Linked DNA regions of Homo sapiens: region 2 is linked to region 1. Evidence: read pairs that join two places in POLR2A ChIA-PET (ENCODE). Cell type or tissue: Caco-2. All regions are shown on one strand.

Region 1 (4,000 bases):
TTTTTTTTTTTTTAAATAATCATTGTTGGCTGGGCATGGTGGCTCATGTCTGTAATCCCAGCACTTTGGGAGGCTGAGGCGGGTGGATCACTTGAGTCCAGGAGTTCAAAACCAGCCTGGGCAACAATATGGTGAAACGCCGTCTCTACAAAAAGTACAAAAATTAGCTGGGCGTGGTGGTACACACTTGTAGTGCCAGCTACTTGGGAGGCTGAGGTGGGAGGATTGCTTGAACTCGGAGAGTTTGAGTCTGCAGTGAGCCGTGGTTGCGCCACTGCACTCCAGCCTGGGTGACAGAGCGAGAGCTTGTCTCAATAATAATAATAATAGTAATCATTGTTTAAAAAATCCAAATGTATAAGGAAAGGAAAATGACTAAAAAATATCCAATATTCATATTTCTAAAAATATCCACTGAGTTATTCCACAATGAAGATTTAAAATGTCTAAAAGAAGAGATGCTAAGAATTGATATATGTAACCTATTGATATTTACATAGTAAATCATTAGTTAGCTTGATTTTTACGGTTTTTAATGGACTTTGCCTGTGATCAGAGCTTTTCATCACCCCATGAACCTGAGGAGAAAAATGAACAAGCACAATCAGAGTTGGGAGAATATAGTTTGCACTCCAGGCTCTCCTTTTTTCTCTTTTAAGCCACACAGACTCCACCTTAGACAGCCGGTGGGGTAGCTCCAGGGTGAGAAGTTGAACTAGGCACTTGCTCTGGCAAGCAGGGAGGAATTGCTGTGCTGAGCATTGGTGTTAAGATACAAAGAGTACTCTTTGGAGAATCACCGAAACTATATTTTAAGATAATGTTCACGCTTCATTTTATGAGAATGGAGGGTATTTTATTTAAAATGAAAACATCAGTTTTATGTGCACCCTTTCACAGTCTACAACTTCAACCTTCTTTGCCTAAAAATCCTTTGTGGTCTAGACGCCATTCTTTCCTGCTGCATTTTTTTTAATGCCAAAGAGATGACTGTCTTTTGTTTTTGCAGTGGCATTGAAAATATCCGCCCATTTCATAGTTTGCTGCTGATAAGAGGAATGACCTCTTTCATCCTGTGTCAACTTTTCATGGCACAGTTTCTGCCCCTGTGATTGGAATTGCTTCCTGGGCCACCACAGTTATCCCGAGGCCCCTAGTCAGAGTCACCTTGGAACTGACTTAATTAACTCTCGAGTGTAGGAAATATCAATGGCCTCCCTCTCCCGTGACCCTGTATATTGTATATTGCTTGTGTGTTCGTGTGTGGTGTGCAAAAGGGTCTAACCTGGTGTAGCACCAACAAAGCTAAAGAACACAATCTGATATCTCTTCTTCCTCCTCTGTTTATTTAGGTTTGGTGGGAAGGGGACGGTGGGCGGGCCGGGGACAGAGCGGAGATGTTTTTAAGCTCTGAACCAAGCTTGCACCCGGTGACTTGCATCCTTAGAGGGGATGCAGGGGTTCTAAGATGCTGCTGCAGCCGCTGCTTCCTGGCCCATCTCTGGCACCAGGAGGAGTCTGGAGTCTCCAGAGAGAACCGCACTCAATGTGCTGGGAGCCGCAGGCTTTCCGCAGGGGGCCTTTAAAATACCCACTTCCTTCCCTTGGAGAGACCTAGTTCTGCAACCCAGCCTTACCCTGGGCCTTAAGCTTACCGGGATTTTTTTTTTTCTGCATCTTTTGAATGCCCAAGCCAGAATAATGAAGAAAAAAGTAGATATGCAGTGTGCAGATCAGAACTAACCACCCCTAGGTAAAAAACTGTGTGTTCTAACTACTGACCTATCCCAGTTTTTCCCAAGCTTGTCCTGAGAAGCTGTGTAATGTCCTGAACCTTCTGCTTTGATCAGGAGAGAAGGGCCCCTCCTCCAGTGCCAAAGAAGCCGGCGAAGGGCCCCGCGCCGCTGATCCGGGAGCGCTCGCTGGAGAGCTCGCAGCGCCAGGAGGCCCGCAAGCGCCTGATGGCCGCCAAGCGCGCCGCGTCCGTCCGCCAGAACTCGGCCACCGAGAGCGCCGAGAGCATCGAGATCTACATCCCCGAGGCGCAGACCCGGCTCTGAGCGCCCCGCAGCCCGGCCGCCGCCGCCAAGCATCTGTCCCCTCCTCCCCCGGCCGCTCCTCTGCCGGCTGCCTCTCCCCCTCCGAGCCCGTCCGCTCCCGAGCTCGGTGACTTCCACTGTCGCGGTGTAGTTGTCCACCTCGCAGGAGCCGCCCCCCGGGCCCCCCTCAGCCCCCCACTTCCCGTACCCGTTTGCCCATCTCCTTCTTCACCGAGCTTCGCCCCCTGTCCTGATGCCGTCGCCCTGCCTCATACTGAGATCCAACCCTTTATTTTCTGGGCAAAGCCAAACCCACCTGTGTAGAAGTGATGCCTTTAGGTCACCCGCCGTCCTCAGTTCTCTCGAGCTAGTCTGTTCAGCAATATAAAACCATAGGGTATTTCAGAAATCCAGTATCACAGGGTGATCCTTTGGGACTTACCGTCTTCCACGTGAAAGAAACTAGGCCTCCGATTCCCTTTATTTCCCCTAAATGGTTATTCTTTTAAAAAAGCAGATGGAGCACTTTATTCCCAACCTCAGAAATCACACCATCTCACTGGAATCCATGAGGGACACAGAGAGAGGGGACCAAGCCTGGCCTGGGGGTGGGGGACCTGGATGTGTAGCAAGGATGGGAGAAGCGAAATCTGCAGGTGCTGGGGGCACCTGCACACTCACAGCTGCACAAACTGCCTCACTGTTACTTCATCAATCACAGCTTCAAATGTCTCAATCAGCAGAAGATTGTAAATTCGATCTTTCAGGGAAATTAATCTATTCTGAAAGGCAATAACATGAAGCAAGGCAAAGGAGGCACTGATGGTTTAGTATACTACATAAGGGATTTTTTTGTTCTATTATTAAGAAAATCTAGACCTGAAATGTTTTCTCAACTCTTATTGTACTGTGTATATTTATATTGTTGTCGTGGCGGCTGTTTTTAAAGGGAAAGTGTTGGTTCTATTAATTTGTTAAGTGTCCATCCAGGTGGGCCTACCTGATTCCACATATATAAGTACATATCTGCTTATAAAGCGCTGTAAATGGCAGCAAGGCTGTTTTTGGAGAAGAGTTTGGGTTTTCCTACCATCCCTTTGAATGCTACACATCCGTCTATTTTAACCCAAGTAGTTCGTATTTCAGATATATTTTCTCCTTTCATCTCCTCTCACTACTGCAGAGTCCAGTAATACCTAGCATAGGATTCTGTCCTGTGTCAAATGGCTAAAATAAATTTTTGCCCCAATAGACATGCTGCCTCATTCAAAAGAGCTGCCGCTGTCATCTTGAGGTTCCAGGTAGTGAGAGAAGAAACTCGACCTGCCAGGGTCAACAGCCATGAAGAGGTGGGGGGAGTCATGATTCATAAACACTGAAAGAAGTCAAGGCTTTTGGCAGAGAGTGTTGATTTAGATTTTTAGTCTTGATTGATGGGCAGTATGCATCGGTGTCTAGCTGAAGTTGTCTTTAAATGCCCTTACTCGTCACAGTTTAAACACTTAGGATGTGGCAATCTTAAGTATCAATGGCATTTTATGTCCAGCTAACATCCTAAAGCATTAGAAATTAAAAACGAAAGACTTTTAAAAACATACATCAAACATGCTTGCACCAGAGAAGCTTTTTAAAATAATACACTCTCATAGCCAGGTGCTAATTTAATTTTACTTATGAAATTAAGAGAGGTGATGGGTTCTAGCAACAGATATTTTCACGGACATATTCTAAAACCACTAGAGAATTCGCTACCTCTCAGAGCCATCGATGCTTTGAGCTACCTTTATAAACAGGGCACAAATGTTTACTGCTGTGGTTTACAAGAAAAGGGCTACTCACTTATTTTGAAACCAACGAACCAACTTTTAACTAGGGTGAACAAAGCACTCAAAGTGCTTTGTGAAATTGGAGCATACAGAGATTTTGAGCTTCAAGTATTTGCTAGTTTTAAAAAGAATACA
Region 2 (4,000 bases), 190 kb before region 1:
TGGGAAAACTGGCTAGCCATATGCAGAGAACTGAAACTGGACCCCTTCCTTACACCTTATACAAAAATTAACTCAAGATGGATTAAAGACTTAAACATAAGACCTAAAACCGTAAAAACTCTAGAAGAAAACCTAGTCAATACCATTCAGGACATAGGCATGGGCAAAGACTTCATGACTAAAACACCAAAAGCAGGCCAGGCTTGGTGGCTCATGCCTGTAATCCCAGCATTTTGGGAGGCTGAAACGGGTGGACCATGAGGTCAGGGGATAGAGACCATCCTGGCTAACACGGTGAAACCCCGTCTCTACTAAAAAAATACAGAAAAAAATTAGCCGGGCATAATGGTGGGTGCCTGTAGTCCCAGCTACTCGGGAGGCTGAGGCAGGAGAATGGCATGAACCCAGGAGGCGGAGCTTGCAGTGAGCCAAGAGCACGCCACCGCACTCCAGTCTGGGCGACAGAACAAGACTCTGTCTCAAAAAAAAAAAAAAAAAACAAAAAAAACACCAAAAGCAATAGGGACAAAAGCCAAAATTGACAAATGGGATCTAATTAAACTAAAGAGCTCCTGCACAGCAAAAGAAACTCATCAGAGTGAGCAGACAACCTACAGAATGGGAGAAAATTTTTGCAATCTATCCATCTGACAAAGGGCTAATATCCAGAATCTACAAGGAACTTAAGCAAATTTACAAGAAAAAAACAACTCCATCAAAAAGTGGGCAAAGGATGTGCACAGACACTTCTCAAAAGAAGACATTTATGCAGCCAACAAACGTATGAAAAAATGTTCATCATCACTTGTCATTAGAGAAATGCAAACCAAAACCACAATGAGATACCATCTCATGCCAGTTACAATGGCGATCATTAAAAAGTCAGGAAACAACATATGCTGGAGAGGATGTGGAGAAATAGGAATGCTTTTACCCTGTTGGTGGGATTGTAAATTAGTTCAACCATTGTGGAAGACAGTGTAGATCCTCAAGGATCTAGAACCAGAAATACCATTTGACCCAGCAATCCCATTACTGAGTATATACCAAAGGATTATAAATCATTCTACTATAAAGACACATGCACACATATGTTTATTGCAGCACTATTCACAATAGCAAAGAATGGGAACCAACCCAAATGCCCATCAATGATAGACTGGATAAAGAAAATGTAGCACATATTTACCATGGAATACTATGCAGCCATAAAAATGGATGCGTTCGTGTCCTTTGCAGGGACACAGATGAAGCTGGACACCATCATTCTCAGCAAACTAACACAGGAAGAGAAAACCAAACACAACATGTTCTTACTCATAAGTGGGAGTTGAACAATGAGAACACATGGACACAGGGAGGGGAACGTCACACTCTGGGGCCTGTTGGGGGCTGAGGGGGGGGTGGCTAGGGGAGGGATAGCATTAGGAGAAATACCTAATGTAGACAATGGGTTGATGGGTGCAGCTAACCACCATGGCACATGGATACCTATGTAACAAACCTGCACGTTCTGCACATGTATCCCAGAACTTAAAACTATAATAAAAAAAAATGCCATCATCAGCTTACATCAGCCACTGATACAAACAGTGCAACATCAGACACTGATCATGACACTGAGATGCTGAGACTAAATGCTCCTCTAGCAGCTTCCTAGCCCAATCTGGATTCCCTTTTGTCCTTTTCAATAAACAGATTTTCAGCAGAGAATAATACTTCCATTTTAAGTGTATTGGGGTCGTCTTACTTCAGCTGTGAAATCATAGAGAATTTATGGTCCTCAGTATAATTATATGCCAAATTGCACTGAGTCAATTACCCCTGGATGTGTGAGTTTCTCTTTTCTTTTTAATCATCTTCAGCAGGAAGCTGTACCACTAATCTGACTGGCACACATCTCTGCAGTGATTGCCTTCACATTAATATCCGTTTTCTAACATGTTTCTGCCCATGCAGTATAATTAAATATTTTGCATTTCTTCAACATGCAGATTAGTGTACATGGAAGGAGAAAATCAAATGTTAGAAGATGTAGTTTGTGGCCAGACACTATGGCTGATGCCTGTAATCCCAGCACTTTGGGAGGCTGGCAGGTTGAGATGGAAGAATCACTTGAGCCCAAGAGTTCAAGACCAGCCTGAGCAACATAGGGAGACCCCAATCTCTACAAAAAAAAAAAATTTAAATAAGTGAGACATGGTAGGGTACACCTGAAGTCCCAGCTATTCAAGACGCTGAGGCAGGAGGATCGCTGGAGCCCAGGAGTTCGAGGCTGCAGTAGCTATGATGGCACCACTGCACTCCAGCCTGAGCGACATAGACTCTGTCTCTGAAAAAGAAAATATAGTTTGCCTCACATTTGTTCCTTGACATTAGCAGTGCAAAGAAATGTAATGGCTTTTATACTGAAAAAGCCAGAATACCTTAAGCCAAGAGTTAAAGAGCTTTCAGTGATCCAGGGTGCCTGCTTCATGATAGTCATGCTGCGTGGCTTTCATCGGCATGAGCAGAGCCTTGAAGCTCCAAGTCCAGAATTACTAACCTAGGTCCCAGCTCTGTGTTGGCTTCAGGCCCACCTCATTTGCTAGTTCTGGAACACTAGAGAAGTTGTTTGAATTTCCAGGGACAGAGCTTCTTGATTTCCTAATGTGGAATGAGAAAAGTTAATAACAGAAGTTGTTTCAGGAGGATAATTCTAAGATAATATCCCTCTCCCAAGGAGTATATGTGAACTCAGTAACAGGAGAGTGCTTTGAATCTTTAAAGTACTGAGTAGCTAGCAAAGAGCTGCCATATGCAGATCTCAACCAGACCTGACCATTTGGCCCTCGCTTGCAGAAACAGGGTTAACTTCCCAAGACCTGAACCACTGCCAGTGTAAATAAATGGGAAGAGGTATTGAACAACCTTGAAGAGCTTATGCCTCCCCATCCTGCTGTAAATTGGGAGTGAAGGTAGGCCATTGTGTACATTGTCACAAGACACTCTGATGCCTGGTAAAAGGATAAACTACTAATTAAAATGATAAAATTACATTTGAACTCTGGAGACCATGAGAACTTTATAATTGACTCATAATATGCCTTGGCTGCACATACACAGCTATTAATGGTTTGTAGAGGGGAAAGTCCATTTCATTTTGTATTAACAAAAAAAACACTCCAAAAAATACACATAATGGAAATGATTACTTCTCTCCTCTGGTAAGAGGCACTTAACCTTTGATCTTGTGCTAAGTTACATTACCAGAGGTAGCTCACCAGCGGCCAGGAATTTGTTTCCCTTGGTATTGTTCTGAGGATATGTTAAAATAATTAGTAAATTTTTCAAAGTCCTCCTAAGGATAGCTCTTTCTTGATTAAGATGAACTAAAGAAAACATTGACTTAAGCAAATACAGTGAAAAATACAAACCACCATTACGTGGATTCAAGATTTTCTATTTTTCCTTCCTTATATGAAGTATTAAATGAACTAATTCCTCAACCTTTTTTTATTTTTTTTATTTTTATTTTTTGAGACAGGGTCTTGCTCTGTCACCCAGACAGGAATGCAGTGGCATGATCTCGGCTCACTGTAACCTCCACCTCCCAGGCTCAAGCAGTCTGCCCATCTCAGCCTCCCAAATAGCTGGTACTACAGATGCATGCCCGCCACCACTCTCAGCTAACTCTTTTTTTCTTTTTCTGTAGAGATGGTTTTTCACCATGTTGCCCAGGCTGTTCTTGAGCTTCTGGGCTCAAGTGATCCTCCTGTCTTGGCCTCCCAAAGTGTTGTGATTACAGGTGTAAGCCACTGTTCCTGGCCTCCTCAATTCTTTTTTAAAATGTTTGGTGGAATTATAAAGGACTTCTTTTGTTTTTCTTTTGGGTTTGTATTTATCTTTATATTGTTACAATAACAAATGTAAATACAGGCCCATAAATGTAAAGATATAATAAAAAAGCTTACTTGCTGGAAGTCATACACATGTTCATTTAACTTTTCTGAGTAATTTT

The links. Peaks named below come from ENCODE experiments on the same cell type or tissue, not always from the same donor. Only the 100,000 strongest peaks of a DNase experiment are listed, where the experiment ranks them.
Region 2: POLR2A ChIA-PET joins it to region 1 with 5 read pairs; 2 of 35 experiments call an interaction of 5 or more read pairs at or near these places.

The regions. Positions count from the first base shown.
Region 1 is chr18:3,497,245-3,501,244 of GRCh38, reverse strand. DLGAP1 (DLG associated protein 1) reads left to right here. Exons shown (of 13, transcript NM_004746.4): 13 at 1,851-4,000. The coding sequence ends at 2,060. Among named protein-coding and RNA genes, the nearest start is that of GAPLINC, 33 kb to the right of the region's middle. In Caco-2, no CTCF peak of the experiment used is centred here; a DNase peak (open chromatin) is centred at 1,984; H3K4me3 peaks cover 810 bases.
Region 2 is chr18:3,691,439-3,695,438 of GRCh38, reverse strand. All of the region lies in intron 7 of DLGAP1 (DLG associated protein 1), which reads left to right. Among named protein-coding and RNA genes, the nearest start is that of DLGAP1-AS6, 40 kb to the right of the region's middle. In Caco-2, no CTCF peak of the experiment used is centred here; no DNase peak of the experiment used is centred here.